2 separate regions of the Homo sapiens genome follow, and region 2 is linked to region 1. A link is a loop called in an ENCODE intact Hi-C map of the cell type or tissue named here. Cell type or tissue: K562. All regions are shown on one strand. Links, peaks and the distances in the headings refer to the core of each region. The heading gives the core; the rest is flanking DNA. Region 1 has its middle 39 kb from the start of SERPINB2. Region 2 overlaps KDSR (3-ketodihydrosphingosine reductase).

Region 1 (8,677 bases), core at 363-8,362:
TCTTTGTTGTGGTGGGCTGTCCTGTGAACCGAAAGGTATTTGGCAATGCCCATTGTGTCCATCCACTAGATGAAAACAACACCACTCCCTCCTCTGCCCTTCCAAGCTGGGACCATCAAAAAGGCTTCCAGACATTGCTACCACACCTTGGGGGTCAAAATCATCCCTGGTTGAGAACCACTGCTCTACCCAGACATGCAGTAGAGAGAAATGCTATTACAAATACTTTCTAAATGTGAATATTTAAATCTCTGGTAAAGAAAATTAGTCATTACTGAATTTTTTGTTCAATTAATTTATTGGTGTTTCCCAAGGTGCTCAGGATTATGGAATTTGTTAATGTTGAATTTGGTCATTTGTTAGGCAGTTTTCAAGCAGAAGAATTTTAAAATAAAAACAATTGTGGATTGTGAATATGCCTTCAAAATACCATTTAATCATCAAGTAGACAAGTGAGCTAGGAATGGCTCTTTTCTGCTGCACTGTCAATATGATCTATCACTGATTATGTTCCCAGTGAGTGTCAGTTTGGTTAATCTCCAAAAGGCAAGTGTAAAAATTTCCTTTTTGGTTTGGAAGCACATCATACTTCGTTATATTTTCATTGCACTTTGTTATGGCTATTCTGATATTATGGGAAGGGACCAAACTGCAGGAAATATAAATGTGTCATGCTGTAAAGGACAAATTCAGGAGCAACTCACAGAATTGCCTCTTTACTTATCTCCAGAACGGAATGACATCACTTTTCAGAAAGACACAAACTACTCACCTGAACCAAAGGAGGTAAATAGGAATTGTGATGCCTACAGTTAACAGATATCAGTAACAAGAAGAAATAATAATTGAAAATAATAATCAAAAAAATGATTGAATTGCAGCTGGGCATGAACCACAGCCCACTTTATCCATGCTGTAGCCCCTCAGTGTGTGATGAACACACAAACTCTCCTGTGTATTGTGGCAGAAAAAATGACTAAAACAGCTATTTTAGATTTTCCAGTGACTTCCCACACTTAGTTCTAATTTTGAGTTAAAGGCCAAAGTAATGATACCTTTAAAGAGCTTAAAATAAGTGACTGAATAAAATAGAAGTGAAGAGAGGTGGTATTCAAATTGTTTAATTGAATTGTTTAATTATTTTGCCAGTGGGCGTCAATCCATCAGAACGACTCCAGATGCAGCATTGGAGCATGATGGAGGCCCCTTCCTGTGACACACAGTAAAATTACTGGATGGAGAGGTGACTGGGCCTCCCAAGGAAGGGACAGGGACAGGAGCAGGGGGGGATTTGGAGAATGGTGCATCAGCAATTTACTGGTATGAAAGTATTGTAAGAATTTTGCTTTGAGTCTGCTGTACTGTACAAACCAGCTGAATTTCAGCTCTGAGTACTTACATAGTAAAAGAAATCCCTCAGCCCAGTCCTAAGAGGGGCATTCAATGAGTCCCAGAGGTGATAGACAGTTAGAGGTATAATTAATCAGTTATTGACAAATAAATGCCTAAATCTGAATCTTACTCATTTAGGTAGTCATTTCCTAGGTGCTTTGAGATATAAGAGTTGTCCCCCAAACCATGTTATCAGGGAAGCTTTATGGCAACCACTGTCCTTGGAGTTATATTTTTGGTCTTTGTTCCTAAATTTTTAGTTAACTGTGATATCATTTTTGCCTCAGAGAAGATGGAATGAAACTAGCAACACAAATCTCTTTTTTGAGATTTTTAAAAAAGAAATAAAAAAGGAGATCAAGATCATTGAGGCCAAGACCCTCAGCTCAGAAGTCAGGATTTTGGAGGCTTGGCTGACTCAGGTAGGAGCTTTTCTTGACTAGAAAATACTGTTTATAGAGTGGCCAGGGAAGAATTAGACATTATGATCAGATTCCCTGGGCACTGTGATCCTAAATTATGTGGAATATGCATGTCATTTTTACATTCTTGAGGTCCTTACAGATTTATAAAGCAAATCAGCAATTCAGCATCCTTCTGGCTTCATGCAGAACAAAGAAGCCGACATCCCGAAGTCCAGGGATGTAGTTCTTGATAAGCCTACCCTTCGGGTCTATCTGGGTGACACTGGGGTCTCAACTGGTTCCAAATTCCATCTCTTACCTTAGGCTTCCTAACATCTTTAGGATGGAAATCATAGACATTTCTTGCTATCACTTACACCCACCCCTTTCTCTAAGTAGCCTGAATTAGAGCCATGGATAATCCCTTTCTAGTCTGGGCCAGAAGTTCCCCTCGGGTGTACTCACACCCTCAAGTCTATTGTCTTATTTTTATATGCTTGCATTCTCTCTCTAAATCATCCTTATACAGTTCTGAGGGCTTCAAAAAAATCTGTACCTATTAAATTTAACATTTCCAGATTTGGTATATCCTGAATGTGTATTCCAAACTTTTCCTCTTAGATTGTTTTCATTTACAAATTCAAGCAACTTGTCATCACTGTCTCCAATGCAGTCATTAAATAACATAGCCAGTGACTGTTTGACCCCGAGTGTGATATGAGTAGCCTTTAAAAACCCTGTGACCAATACAAAGATGATATTTTATGAACTGTTTCTATCTCTTAATGATGCATCATAAATATTTTTGTAAGTAAAACATGTTGGAAATAATTGTGTCAAGAAGTGTAAAGGGGCTTAAAATGTTATTCGTTTTTATCACGTCTGAATTTACAACTGAAAACAGCTTTACATGAAATAATCATGCCATTTTACGTTTTTGTTTTATTTATTCATTTTTACTAGCAAAGACCAAGAAAACAAGCAAAGTATCCAAAACAAAAAGAGGAATATGGGTTAGTGAATTATGATGAATTGACAAGATGGAATATTATCATTCCATGGAAACGATTTTAGAAGAATTTATATCAATATGGGTAAATGCTTCTTTTCTAAAGTTTAGTGTAAAATTCAGGTTAAGATGTATCATTAGTGCTGTCAAGATGATTAGTAGTAAAAGAGATAACATTTTGAAGAGTGACAAAATGTAAACTAGTATGACATTTGGACACTTAGATTTAAGTATAACATATAAGAACAATGACAAAATATTATCTCTTCAGTTCCATTGAAAGAAGGTCTTTGGCCAAAAACTTCAACCATGGCTGAAAATTGCTTATATTAATGAACTATACATTTCAGTTAGGGCTTAGTCTTGTTAAAATAAAAATGTAATATCTCGCAGTGGTGAATTAGGTTTTGGAGGCAACAAGGCTCCACTGACTGGGAACATGAAGACGTTATTTGCCTCTCTGACAACTGCTTCCTCCCCAGTGAAAGTAGTAGGGCTAGCGTTAGCCTCAGACGGTTGTTGTCAGGATTAGTATGCTGACACGTGTAAGGCACCTACTACAAGCCCAGGCATTTAATAGATCCGTAATAAGTTATTGCTCTTTATTAAATTGTTCCAACTTTCACTTCTGGAAGAAAATAACCGATATAGCTCAGGGTACCTGGGTTTTGCTACAGTGCTTCTGGCTTAAAATCTGCATAGAACCAGGTTTTCCTGATTTAAGGTCCTTTTCAGACTCCTTGAACAGGTTATCTTTCCATAAAATGCTAACTCTCATCATCCTTACTCTAGGGAAATGTGGGGTTTTTTTATGTGGGGATAGGGTCTCATACTAAACCACACTAATTTTTTTATGCAAATTACACACACACACACACACACACACACACACAAAGTATTTCCTCCAACATAGTGTAAGGCTACTTTCAAGTGAGCAAGTGTATTTACCAGTTTCTGGAATTATTTTCCTGGACAAGCCTGACCTCTAGAGGACAGGAGTTGCTTGTTACCCACTGAGAGCCAACATTAGATACCGTTTGTGGAACATTAAGGTGCCGTGAAGTCAGACAAGTGCTGGGGTTGGCATGATGTGAATATAGGATCTTAATTCTGCACCAACTAGCTTGAGCAAAATTCTTTATCTCCTTGATCTTAAATGGGTTTTAAAAACTTTATTGAGGTATAAGTTACATCAAATAAACTGCACATATTTATAGTAAGCCATTTTATTAGTTTGACGGTTGTAAACATAGCAGTACAATCAAGATGCCACACTTCCATCACCTCCTAAAGTTTCCTCATCCCCTTTTGAAGTCCACTCTGCCTCCATCCCCATCCACAGACAACCAATAATCAGCTTTCTGTCACTATGCATGAGTTTGTATTTTCTAAAAGTTTTTATGAATGGAATTATGCAGCATCTACTCTGTTGTGTCTGGCTGCTTTTACTCAGACTAATAATTTTGAGATTAAATTGTGTGTATCAGTAACTTACTCCTTTTTACTGCTGAGTAGTATTCCACTGTCTGGATACACCACATTTTGTTTAACTTGAAAGGGATCATAGTCCTAAATGTAAAAAGTTAGAACTGCTAGCAGAAAATACGGGAGAAAATCTTTGTGAGATCTGGCTGGGCAAGGATTCCTTAAAATATGAATTGCACAGATAATAAATGAAAAAAAGGATAATTGGAGTTTATCAAAAGTAAAAACATTTGCTCTTCCTAGTAAACAAAAAGGTGAATCAGAAATTGGGAGAAAATATTTGTACACATATAGCAGATAAAGGTCTTATATTCAAAATAATAAACTCAAAGAAAAACATTCAGTTAAAACACATGCAAAATATTCTAGCAGACACCTTACATAAGAAAATATACAGATGGCCAATAAGCACATGAAAAGATGGACAACAACATGAGTTATCAGATAAATGCTTAAGGTATTTTTAAAGTCTCTGAAATCGGGTTATGTCTTACTATTTAGGTGCTTGCAATTGGTGTGCTCCTTTTGATGTAAAGTTAATTTTATTTTTAGAAGCAATATTTATTGGGTACTAAGGTTTGGGCAATGTTTTAAACACTTTGTATGCATTATGTCACTTAATTCTCACAAAACCTATGAAGGGAGTACTATAATTAAATCCATCTTCATGGGTGAGGAAATTGAAGCTCACAGAGTGCTTATAACTTGCCCTAGTCCCACAGCTAACAGATGGCAACACCAGGCCTGGAACCCTCTAGCTACCACTATAGCCCATGGGCTTAACTATTATGCTATTTTAAAAATTATTACACTAATGGTGAATGGTCAGTGGAGAATGCCTCAGAAAACAGAGCCTTCTCTGGAGTCCTGATATTAACTTATTTCATTACATTTTGTGGAGAATACCTCAGAAAACAGACCCTTCTCTGGAGTCCTGATATTAACTTATTTCATTACATTTTGTGGATCATTAGATGAATCACTGTAAGGTAAGTGCCTAGTGCCTAGTAGGTATGATCTATTAATGCTACTTCCCTTTCTTCCATCTATTTTGAGGCTTTTGGAAATTGCCAAAATAAATGTTTGAAAATTACATGATTCAATCAATTTAAGCCAGATTTTTATTTATCACTACTATCATTCAACTTTTAACAATCATCTTTTTTTGTGAAAGAATTTTGAATGATGCAGTATTCTTTATTTTTTAACCTGAAAGCATTTTGAATGCTGCAATATTCTTGATCATGGTTCTCAACTAAGGGTGATTTTGCCCCTGGGCGACATCTGGCTCTGTGTCTAGAGACATCTTTGATGGTCAGAATTGTAGGGAAGGGCTGCTACTGCCATCCGGTGGTTAGAAGCCAGAGATGTGGCTGAACATGCTACAATGTAAAGGACAGCCCCACAACAAATAATTACCCAGCCCAAAATGTCAACAGTGCTGATGTTGAGAAATCCTGCTTTACACAATATGCGGGACTTAATTATTTATTGACATCAGTTGAGAATACTGAAATGCTGCAGGAAATGAAAGAAGACTTGGTCTCTGATAGCGTATAGTTACCAAGCCAATGAGGGAAATAAAGAAAATAACACCATGAACTCTACCACTATTATTATAATAAATGTTACAACAGAAAATAATAGAATATTTTAAGGTTTTAAACAAGGGGACTGTAGTCGGATAACACAATGAAAAAAATCAGAAAATGCTCTTTGAGAATCAAGTATGGAAGTACTGTATTTCCTTAATAAAAATAAAATTCGGCTTCTTTAGGGTTGATAATAGAAAATAATTCTTGTTTGCCAAACTTCATTTTCCTTTTAATTCTCTGAGGTATGATGAGACAAAATAGAAATTGTTTAAGGAGACTTAACTAAAGGATGTGGAGTCAACCAAACAGAACAATGTAAAACTGGATGATATCTTACAAAATATGCTTGCACTCTGGGGCTTGAACATGTCCCATCCTGATCTCGGGCCCTCCTCCACAGTCAGGGTGACTCTTAATACCTAGTACACACAATCAAAAATCCAGGCATTTAAATGTCTTCAACGCTGGACCTAGAGAGAAATACAGTTCCCTCCCCCCTCACTCATAGTTACCTCTGAACTGTATTTTCTGTTTTAGCACCTCCTTCACTTTCCAGTGATTGACATGTTCATTGAAATTGCTTCCCCTCTTACAGTGGTGTGGCCTTAATCTGTGTGCTGAACAGGATAACTCTCTTAGAATGTAATACTAAGCCCCGCACAGTCATGTCCTAGATTTAGACGTGGATTAGCAGAGACAGTAGACTGTGGCCGCATTGATGGTAAGATTTTAGACATCGTCTAGTCTAGTATAGGAGATTATTCCTATTGACAGTATATTTAGGTGGAATCCATTTCTAATGCTGTCTTTCAAGAATAATGCAAGGTATGCACTAATCATATATAGATTGTCAGAAACTATTGTATCTAATGGAGAGAAGCCACTGTTAGCACCAGGGAAGCATCAATAGGAGACAAGGTCAAAGGGTGAGCTAGGAATCCAAAGGTAGGGAAGAATTAGGCAAACGGTTGCTATATGTTGATTGTGAGTGATAAAACAGGGCTTGTGCTGGGAGTAATGAGATATTTGATAACATATTTCTTCTTTTTATGAAAACAATAGGTCTTGCCCGGGCACGGTGGCTCACCCATATAATCTCAGCACTTTGGGAGGCCGAGGCGGGCAGATCACCTAAGGTCAGGAGTTTGAGACCAGCCTCACCCACATGGTGAAATCCCATCTCTACTAAAAAAAAAAAAAAAAAAAATTAGCCAGATGTGGTGGCAGGCATCTGTAATCCCAGCTACTCAGGAGGCTGAGGCAGGGAGAATCACTTGAACTGAGAGGCAGAGGATGCAGTGAGCTGAGATCACACCAGAAAACAGGGAGATCTTGAGGCATAGCAGTTCCCGGTAACTTTAAAACTGATGCTGGCCAGGAAAGGGACCCAACGGTTTGCACTTGTTTAACCTGCATTTGAGGTTGTAATGTTACAGGCATTTGAACTGCGGGAGGAGGAGTTGATGGCCCTTGTGGTTTAAGCTCTGATGGCCCTAATAATTCTGGACCTCCTTCCTTTAATTTTGATGATTCAGGATATATTACCTCCTGTAATTGATTGTAGTCAACATTTTGCGTTGACCGAGCCATTACAGACTCTGCTACATTTTTAAAATGTGAACTTTCCGTTCCTTTCTTGAACTCTGTCCTTGCTTCTTCTTCACAATGTATTACACAGCTTTTAGGGGCATCAGAGACTGAAACACTATCTTCTGTTTGAAACGGTTCTAAAGTTGCTTTAATAATGGCCCAATCATTCCATACCGTAAGTGGGATGATTTTACCTTCCCTATTTGCTTGTTTTAATTCTTTGCCAATTTTTTCCCAATCTTTTCGATCTAAAGTTCCCTGTTCTGGAAACCATGGGCAGAATTGTCCTATTGTTTGAAATAGCGTAATTAGATTTTCTGTAGAAGCTGTAACAGAGATCAGACTGTTACTGTGTCTATGTAGAAAAGGAAGACATAAGAAACTCCATTTTGGTCTGTACCCTGAACAATTGTTTTGCCATGAGATGCTGTTAATCTGTAACTTTAGCCCCAACCCTGTGCTCACAGAAACATTTGTTGTATGAAATCAAGGTTTAAGGGATCTAGGGCTGTGCGGGATGTGCCTTGTTAACAATATGTTTACAGGCAGTATGCTTGGTAAAAGTCATCGCCATTCTCCATTCTCGATTAACCAGGGGCACAATACACTGTGGAAAGCCGCAAGGACCTCTGCCCAAGCAAGCCTAGGTATTGTCCAAGGTTTCTCCCCACTGAGACAGCCTGAGATATGGCCTCGTAGGAAGGGAAAGACCTGACCGTCCCCCACCCTGACACCCGTAAAGGGTCTGTACTGAGGAGGATTAGTAGAAGAGGAAGGTCTCCTGCGGTTGAGATAAGAGGAAGGCCTCTGTCTCCTGCATGCCCCTAGGAACAAAATGTCTCGGTATAAAAGCCGATCATACATTCGTTCTATTCTGAGACAGAAAAAAAAAACCGCCCTGTGACTAGAGGCAAAATATACTGGCGACAATACTACTCTGTTACTCTTTACTACACTAAAATGTTTAAATAAAGAGAAACATAAATCTGGCCTACATACACATCCAGACATAGTACCTTCCCTTAAACTTATTTGTAACACAGATTCCTTTACTCACATGTTTTCTTGCTAAACTTCTCCCCACTATCACCCTGTTCTCCTGCCACATTCCCTTTACTAAAATAGTAAAAATGATAATCAATAAATACTAAAAAAACTCAGAGACCAGTCCGGTACAAGTCCTCTGTATACTAAACACCGGT
Region 2 (8,677 bases), core at 411-8,410, 510 kb before region 1:
CCTATAGATTTTCCAAATTCAGTGTGGGTCTGTGGTTTACAGACATCCCTCATAAATGTGCATTTTTCCGCATTAACAGAAATGTTGTCAAAAAGCATGAGGCACATATGTTGTTCTTCTACAAAACAGCACATCATTTCTTAAAATACCATTTTTGATTCTGAATTAAAAAACATATCAACAGGGAAGACAGGAGGACAGGCCCACGGGGCTGGTGGCACTTTCTCGTTAGCTAACTTTTGGGAAAATGATACTGGGAAGCAGGAATGGGAGAGAAAGCAGCCAGGTGTATATGGGACATAGTATATATCGTTTACACTCATAGGAAAGTCTCATTTTCTTTTTAAAGAACCGGTGTTTCCAGACATCCTTCTAGTAAACCTGTTCCTCAGATTAAGGTATACAATCAGTTTTCAGGAGGCTACTCACTAATATGGAGTCAATAAAGCGTCTAAAAGAAGAAAAGTTGAGTCCAATATTAGATATGACAAATCTGACAGACTAAAAAATTCTAATAATTGATGTTTTGAAGTAAGTCCTTGGACAAATATCTTTTCAGAAATATAGTACTACAAACACAAATAGTACAGAAAACAAGGATTTTACTTACTATGGCATCTTTAACAATTTGTTTGGCCACCTGTTCTGGTTTGCACACAGATGTGGTCTCTGAAATAAGTCGAGTCTCCAAAGGCTAAAAGTGGAAAAACATGTACATAACAATATCATGATTGCCCATTACATTAAAAATAAATTATTCTTACAGCCTCCTGATTTACAAATAATTCCAATTTTCTACCTTTGGGCAGATTCCTATTTCTAGAATAAGGTCCATCTGGATTCTAAATCAGTGTCTACCTAGTTACTACGTAAAATTCTACCCAGTAGCTAACACAAGACAAGGAGGCCTTTGCCATTCTCTTAGAACATACGGAGTCTTGGCTCCACTGAGGACCATCAAAGCTAGAGTGAGAACACATCACTGGATACAAGTTCAGAAAGACCCCCTTTGACTCCTCAGTGCTGGCCGGACACCTGAATGATGGTGCTTTTCTGTAGAGGCTAGACCTGTGTCCAGAGCAAGCCTGCTCCCAAGACCAGCAACTCCATTCTGACCATATTCCCAGGTCAGCAGAGGGCTGATCCCTGGGGATGAACCTGGCGCCCAAGGCAGGGACAGTCGCAACCCAGCCCCCATTCAACAACTGCAGATGCTTCTTAAAGGACTTGCTGAGGAGGCAAATGCACAGGACACTGAAACAGAAGGAGCCACTTAGGAGATAACCCTGAGTGGTCCCTAGATGGGCTGCATGCTAGTTACCAGGCTGGAGCTGCAGACCCCAAATCTTAGCCTTTTCTTCCTCAAAAGGTCCATCTCAACTCTTACCTAACTCAAAAAGCCTTCCCTAAATACCTAACTGGCAGTAACCTCTCTCTTTCTTCTGTGAACATTTCTGTTTTAATACACATTATAGCTACTTGTGCATTTGCATTTTACCTCCTAAGTTTCTTGTGGGCAGGGCCTTTTTTGTAAGAAATTATTTATCTTTGGCTTTTCTTTGCGATGTCTTGCATATGTGTGCTCAAAAATTATTTCAGTTAGTTTCAATTAGAAGTGTCAAATAATTTCAAGTAGAAGTGTCAAACAAAAGCCTTAAACTGCATGAGACTGTAAACTTTACCACGTAAGCTTGAAGGAATTAAAGAAAATAAAAACCAGATTATATTTTCTTAAAATAGGAAAGTAAAGTATTTCATAAAGATCAAGTATTTCTTATGAACCTTTCTTAAGAGAAAGGCTGTTTTGAAGGAGCCACGATTCATTCTTCCAGACCCCCAGGCTGGCATAACCACACTAAATACACATAAGATTCTAAAGTACTATGGCGCCCCCTAAAGGGCCCACACATCAATGTAGAATTGTATTTACCCCCAACAAGTCTGCCCAAAATTTTACTGAAAAAACCCCAACTTAATCAACATCAGAATCAAACCTTAACAGGGAAATCACCACCCTTTGTCAGCTCTGGCTTCAAACTAAAAGACTGCATACCGAATGTTGCAAAGCTGCTTAGAAGATCTCTGCTTATTCTAAGACAGGACATTTGGCTTAAATTTACTTCTTTGAAATAGCAGTAATTTTTAAAAAGGCAGAGCCAAAGAGAAAAGAATAGGGGGAAAAAACCTAAATCACAAACATCTTTCTACAAATATACAGTCTAGGGAGTTTAAGTGCCAATTTTTATGCTGCAGAGATTCACATTTACAAAGTATTCGTATAAAAGAGAAAAAAATATATAAAACTAAAATTGGCCACAGTTCAAGGTGGTAAGTTCTGATTAATTCCTTTCTTCCCGCTTCACCTATTCATTTGCTCAAAAAAGCAACTACTATGTGTCAAGGCAAAGGGAATATTCCATTGAAAAAGTGTGAAGCTTATATTCAGCTCAGGATGACTGGCAGTCATTTTATATAAAAGATATGTCTGTTTTAAGTGCTATGAGAAGCTTCTGTTATAAGCTGTGATAAGTGCAATGGAGACTCAAATCATCAGACCCCAAGTCATCTCCTCTACGATGGCAAAAGATTAGCAATTTACTAACCAGATTCTTAATTCTCACCACTAAGAGTAGTTATAAGGCACTTTGTAGAAACAGAAAAATTAAGCAAAAGTTGGCACGTAGGTGGTGAGCTCCCCAGCCCTCCTGCCCTGCTTGCCTCCCACAACACAGACAGCAAGTCTTACTCTCCCAAAGGCAGAAGAAGACATGATTCCTCAGTAGGGAAACTGATCAAACCATGAGAAAAGTGAGCAGATGCTGGCATATGAGAATCTTCTAATGAAGTGGCTGCATCCCCTCCTGATCATCCTATAGTAAACAGCTGAGAAGCTAGAGATTTACAATTGGCATTTTAGTGCATCACTCTTAAATATGGACAATCAAGGATCAACAGACATTTCAGGAAGCCGGAAAAAACAACAACAGAGAAAAAGAAAGTAGGAGGAAATAAATAATACAAGATATAGAAGAAATTTTCAAACAAAACAACAGCAACAAAAAAACAAGGCTAAACATCCAGAGTGAATATCCTTAGACATAAGAGAAAATATGAAATCCATGAAATAAGGCAAGAAGCTATTTTTAAAAACTGTTTTAAATATTCAGAGAAAAGAGATCTAAAGTAATTTTTATGTAACCCAGTAGAAATAAAGATTTCAACAAAAAGGTTTAAGGATAAAGCGAATAAAAACCTAGAAGGGAGAACAAAAGGCCCAAGAGATTAAAAAAAAAAAGAGAGAGAAAATAGAAGGAAATTAGAGGATCAGTCCAGAAAGTTCAAAAATCTGAATAATAAATGCTCCAGAGAGAATGAACACTTGAAATACTTTGGGAAGAAAGAAGTGATAAAAGGAGTAATATAATAAAATGTCCCAGAACAAAAGTTGATAAAATAAAAGGGCTCATATGAAATGAGAAGATTTCATGCCAAAATCCATTAAATAAGGATAAAAAGGGACACAAGGTTTCCAAAAATAAATGGAAAAACAGGTTCTATACAAAAGGTTGGGAATCAAAATAGCACTGGATTCCACAGAAATTCTGGAAGCTGGAAATCAATAAATGCTCACAGAAATCTGAGGAAACATTATTTCCAAACTAGAAATCTGTACTTAACAAAACAATACATAAGAATAAAGAAAAATGGCCAGGCACAGTGGCTTATGCCTGTAATCCCAGCACTTTGGGAGGCCAGAGTGGGCCAGGAGTTGGAGACCAGCCTGGCCAACATGGTGAAACCCCGTCTCTACTAAAAAAAAATACAAAAAATCAGCCGGGCTTGGTGGCACGCACCTGTAATCCCAGCTACTCAGGAGGCTGAGGCACGAGAATCTCTTGAACCCAGGAGGCAGAGGTTGCAGTGAGCCAACATTGCACCACTGCACTCCAGCATGGGTGACAGAGCAAGACTCTATCACAAAAAAAAAAAAAAAAAAGGTTAAAATAAAAATAAAGGCATTTTCAGACATGTTGTTTCTAAAACAATATTACCTCTGATGTGCCCTTTCTCAGAAAATTGGTGGAAAATATTATAGCTCCACCAAAATGAGCAGATAAACCAAAAAAGTGAGAGTCATGGGCTCCGTCAAAGGGAGGGGAGAAGGGAACGTGCAGTGTGAGGTGAAGACAAGTCCTGACACCACCGCTGGGTGGCAGAACTAGAACAGACCAGGAACGGGGACGACCCCAGGAGAAATGTCTGAGGAAAAAAGAATGAATCTAATAGAATGTCCAATGTGCTCACATGGATCAAAAGGAGAATCTCAGTTCTGTTTGAATCTGGGACTGAATTAGTTATAGATAATTACAAAGCTAAGCAAATGAAAAGGCAAGAAAGGAAATGTCACTATAGAATGGTCCAAGTGTGCATAATATTAATATGAGCACTAAACCTGATTTAACTAAAGAGATGGGAGGAGTACACAGGGAATGGGGAACAGATATGAGTCTTAATGTTTTTGTTTTGAAACAAGTCTTACTCTATTGCCCAGGCTGGAGTGCAGTGGCGCAATCTTGGCTCACTGCAGCCTCGACGTCCTAGGCTCAAACTATCTGATATGGTTCGGATCTGTGTCCCCATGCAAATCTCAGGTCCAACTACAATCCCCAATGTTGGAGGAGGGACCTGGTGGGAGGTCACTGGATCATGGGGGTGGATTTCCCTCTTGCTATTCTCGTGATACTGAGTGAGTTCTCACGAGATCTGGTTGTTTAAAAGTGTGTGGCACCTCCCCTCTCTCTCTTCCTCCTGCTCCGACCACGTAAGACGTACCTGCTTTCCCTTTACCTAAGACTGTAAGTTTCCTGAGGCCTCCCCAGAAGCAGCAGACTGTACAGCCTGTGGAACTGTGAGCAAATTAAACCTCTTTTACGTGTAAATTACCCAATCTCAGGCATTTATTTATAGTAATGCAAGAACGGACTAATACACTATCCTTCCACCTTAGCCTCCTGAGTAGCTGGAACAATTCTAATTTTGCTTATTTTTTTGTAGGGAAAGGGTCTTGCTATGTTGCCTAGGCTGGTCTCGAACTCCTGGGCTCAATCAATCCTCCTGCCATGGCCTCCCAAAGTACTGGGATTACAGGTGTGAGACACCATGGCTGGCCTTAAATTTTTATTTTTTTATTTTTAATTTTAATTTTTTTTTTTTTTAGATATTGGTTCTCGCTCTGTCACCCAGGTCGAAATGCAGTACTACAATCATGGCTCACTGCAGCCTCAACCTCCCTGGCTCAAATGATCCTCCCACCTCAGCCTCCTGAGTAGCTGGAACTACAAGCATGTGCCACCATGCCTGGCTAATTTTTAAATTTTTTGTAGAGACAGGGTTTTGTTATGTTGCCCAGGCTGGTCTTGAACTCCTGGCCTCAAGTGATCTTCTTGCCTAGGCCTCCCAAAGTGCTGGGATTACAGGCATGAGCCACACTGTGCCTGGCCTGGTCTTAAATTTTATCTTCCACGGTAGAAAGTCAATAAATAATTTCTAAATCTTAAAAAAAAAAAAAGCAGTATAAACATGTTAGTTAAAATAAATGGCTACCTCTAGGGAGTAGGAATTGGGAATGGGAGAGATGAGGCAAAGGATTGATATTGGACTCTAAAACTGTGTGACATACTTCTTTGATAAAAATGTGCTGGAAATGGCTGGGTACAATGGCTCATGCCTATAATCTCAGCACCTGGGAGGCTGAGGAGGGAGGATCACTTGAGGCCAGGAGTTTGACACCAGCCTGGGCGACATAGTGAGACTCCATCTCTACAAAAAAATTAAAAATTAGCTAGGTGTGGTGGCACATGCCTGTAGGCCCAGCTACTCAGGTGGCTGAGGCAGGAGGATTGCTTGAGCCTGAGAGTTTGAGGATGCAGTTAGCCACGATTGTACCACTGCACTCCAGCCTGGATGGCAGAGTGAGGCCCTGTCTCTATAGAGAAAAAATCTGGTAGAAATTTAAACTTTAAGAAAATAAAGTGAGGGAAAAGAGGAAGGAAAGAAGGAATATTTGCCTGGAGAATCTCAAGGTCATCAGAAACCAGCTAGGCACTCTACCCAACAAACATTGTTGATTGGTGAAAACGAGTGTGAGCTGAAGAGTAGAAAGAAAATCAGAAAAGCAGTAAACATTAGAGGTTCAAATTGGGACATGTAGGATACTGACCTTTGTTCTGTTTTCTTCGGCAAAGCCAGGTGTGTCTGTGTCTGGTGGGTAAGCAACTGTGATGTAGACATTATATGGCTTCACCTGCATTTCAAAACAACACGTGTACCTTCAGTAAACAAGACACACTGAGGTCCTACACTGCCAACCTGCACTGGCTGCCCTGATTCCCAAAAAGCGGTGAGAACAATGGGGTGATTCTGTTAGGCGGGGAACTACACCAATTGCATTGAGAAACCCCTCTCCATGATGATTCCAGAATGTAGGCAAAAAGCTCACCCTAACCTGGACCCCAGAAAACAGCTGGCCCTAAAGTATGGCAAGTCACCTCCTTTGCAGTGTCTTCCACTCCTGCTGCCCAGACAGAGGCCCTGGGAGCCGTCCGACGAGGGCAGTGTTTTAAAAAGAGTCCAGTTCCCACACGCACTGCACAGCATCCAAGCCCTTTATCAAGGCAATGGGACCAGTCTGCCCCTCCTTTCTTCACCAGACTGTACATCTGTTTTTCCTTCAGACTGCTTCTGATACTCTTGTGTTGATTTCATCCACAAAATACATTGGGGTCATTAAAATCTGCTGCCCTATCCCTTTCTTGTGCCCTACTCCAAACCCAGTCCAGAACTGTCCCTGAGAAGTCTGCTTATTCCAGAGCTCCCTGTATAACCGGCCTCTGCACATTAGGAGGTCAAGAGTCACTTCCTCCTCCACTGAACCAACAAGAACCACTGGGTAGAACCTCCAAGTCAGACCAGCCAAGTACCTCCCCTGTGGACAACCTCAACCTGCATTCACATAGGGAAAGCCCTCTGCCTTATCTGAAACTCTATGTGGCTCCTCTAAATCTGACACTTGGAGCAGGTTGTTACACTTGTGTGCCTCACCACCATGCCTGCACACTTCACGCTTCACGACCCCACTCATACACACACCCCCAACAATTCCAGCAGATTCTTCTGCTGTTGGCCAGGACACCCCCTCCCACAGACTGCTCAGCCACAGCCCTGCTGCACATGCTTATCTTGCCCTGCTAATTAGCAACTCTAAGAGCAATGGTTCCTACCATGAAAATCTCTTTGCCATGATTTTTATTTGGTATTGGCTCACTTTTTTGTCCCTAGGAAACACCTAAGGGATCTGGAAGTGGAGAGGCAGCTGATAGATCAGCCACTGCACATCTTCAGAAGGGTACCCTAGGCTAAAAATCAACACCACTGCCTAATGTGACGGCCTTTAAGAGTAGCCCAGGGGCCGGGGGCAGTGGCTCACACCTGTAATCCCAACATTTTGGGAGGCCGAGGGGAGGGGGTGGATCACCTGAGGTCAGGAGTTCGAGACCAGTCTGGCTAACATGGTGAAACCCTGTCTTTAGTAAACATGCAAAAATTAGCTGGGTGTGGTGGCGGGTGCCTATAATCCCAACTACTTGGGAGGCTGAGGCAGGAGAATTGCTTGAGCCCAGGAGGCGGAAGTTGCAGTGAGTTGAGATCGTGCCACTGTACTCCAGCCTGGGTGACAAGAGGGAGACTCCATCCCAAAAAAAAAAACAACAAAAAAACAACAAAAAAATAAAAACAGTAGCCCAGAGTCTCATCTTATGCAGCCCTTTTTCGCCCTGGTTCCTTCAGTGAAGCACAGTTTTGAGGGCTTTAAGGGGAGCTTCAAGGGGAAGGAGAAGCACGCACAGGCCTGCAAGCAGAAGATCCAGGCCAGCCATCCTGGAAAGTGCAGTCGTGAAAGTGAGATGTCTTTGTGGGTTCCATTCCAGCACAATTAGGGTGTGGGACAGCCCATCCACCGGGCATTGCCAGGGCATGCAGCTTCACGGCCCAGCCATGCTCATAAATAGCTCTGGATCGGGGCCAGGTAGTAAGGCAGATGAGCCAGAAACTCGCTTCCACTTGTTTTTGAGATAGTGACTTATAAAAACCTTGTCTCCCCCAGCCTTGCCCTCTGCTGTGCATAGACCAGAGAAAAACACCACAAAAAATCCAACGAGTGGTCATTAGGCAGCCCACATAAAGACTGACATCGACTGCCCAGAAACTCACGTCTGTGCTGCCCCTCTGCCTTCTCTCTCATGGTAAAGAAGGATGCTGGCTCCAAAGCTAATGGAAGACAGGATTTCAGAGCAGTGCTTCTCAAACTCAAGGTTACGGCTGCATTGCCAAAGGTTAAAACAGAGCTTTTCAGAACAGCTTCCTCATGAGGAAGGAACACAGATAGCTGGGGTTGGGAGAAACCAGTCCAGTCGCTTCCTAGATTGGTATTCTCGCTATGCCATCCAACCAAATGACTCTCCCAGTCTCTGGCTGGATACCTCCAGTGGCTAGTCACCTCACCATTTACATATTATTTTATTTATTCATGCAACAACGAGCACTTACTGAATTACTTCTACATGCCAGTATCGTTCTAAGAACAAAGCATAAGGTTAAGATTCTAGTTTCCTGAAACTCT

The links. A loop is a pair of places that touch in the nucleus more often than their neighbours do. Peaks named below come from ENCODE experiments on the same cell type or tissue, not always from the same donor. Only the 100,000 strongest peaks of a DNase experiment are listed, where the experiment ranks them.
Region 2: it touches region 1 in a loop (7-fold over the local background); 5 of 110 quality-filtered maps call a loop at or near these places.

Annotation. Positions count from the first base shown.
Region 1 is chr18:63,844,540-63,853,216 of GRCh38, forward strand. No RefSeq gene overlaps it. Among named protein-coding and RNA genes, the nearest start is that of SERPINB2, 39 kb to the right of the region's middle. RefSeq lists an enhancer at 3,688-3,797. In K562, for the core only: a CTCF peak has its summit at 3,803; no DNase peak of the experiment used is centred there.
Region 2 is chr18:63,338,190-63,346,866 of GRCh38, forward strand. KDSR (3-ketodihydrosphingosine reductase) reads right to left here. Exons shown (of 10, transcript NM_002035.4): 7 at 6,221-6,304; 8 at 611-694. Among named protein-coding and RNA genes, the nearest start is that of BCL2, 23 kb to the left of the region's middle. In K562, for the core only: CTCF peaks have their summits at 1,898 (motif pointing left) and 4,210 (motif pointing right); a DNase peak (open chromatin) is centred at 4,212.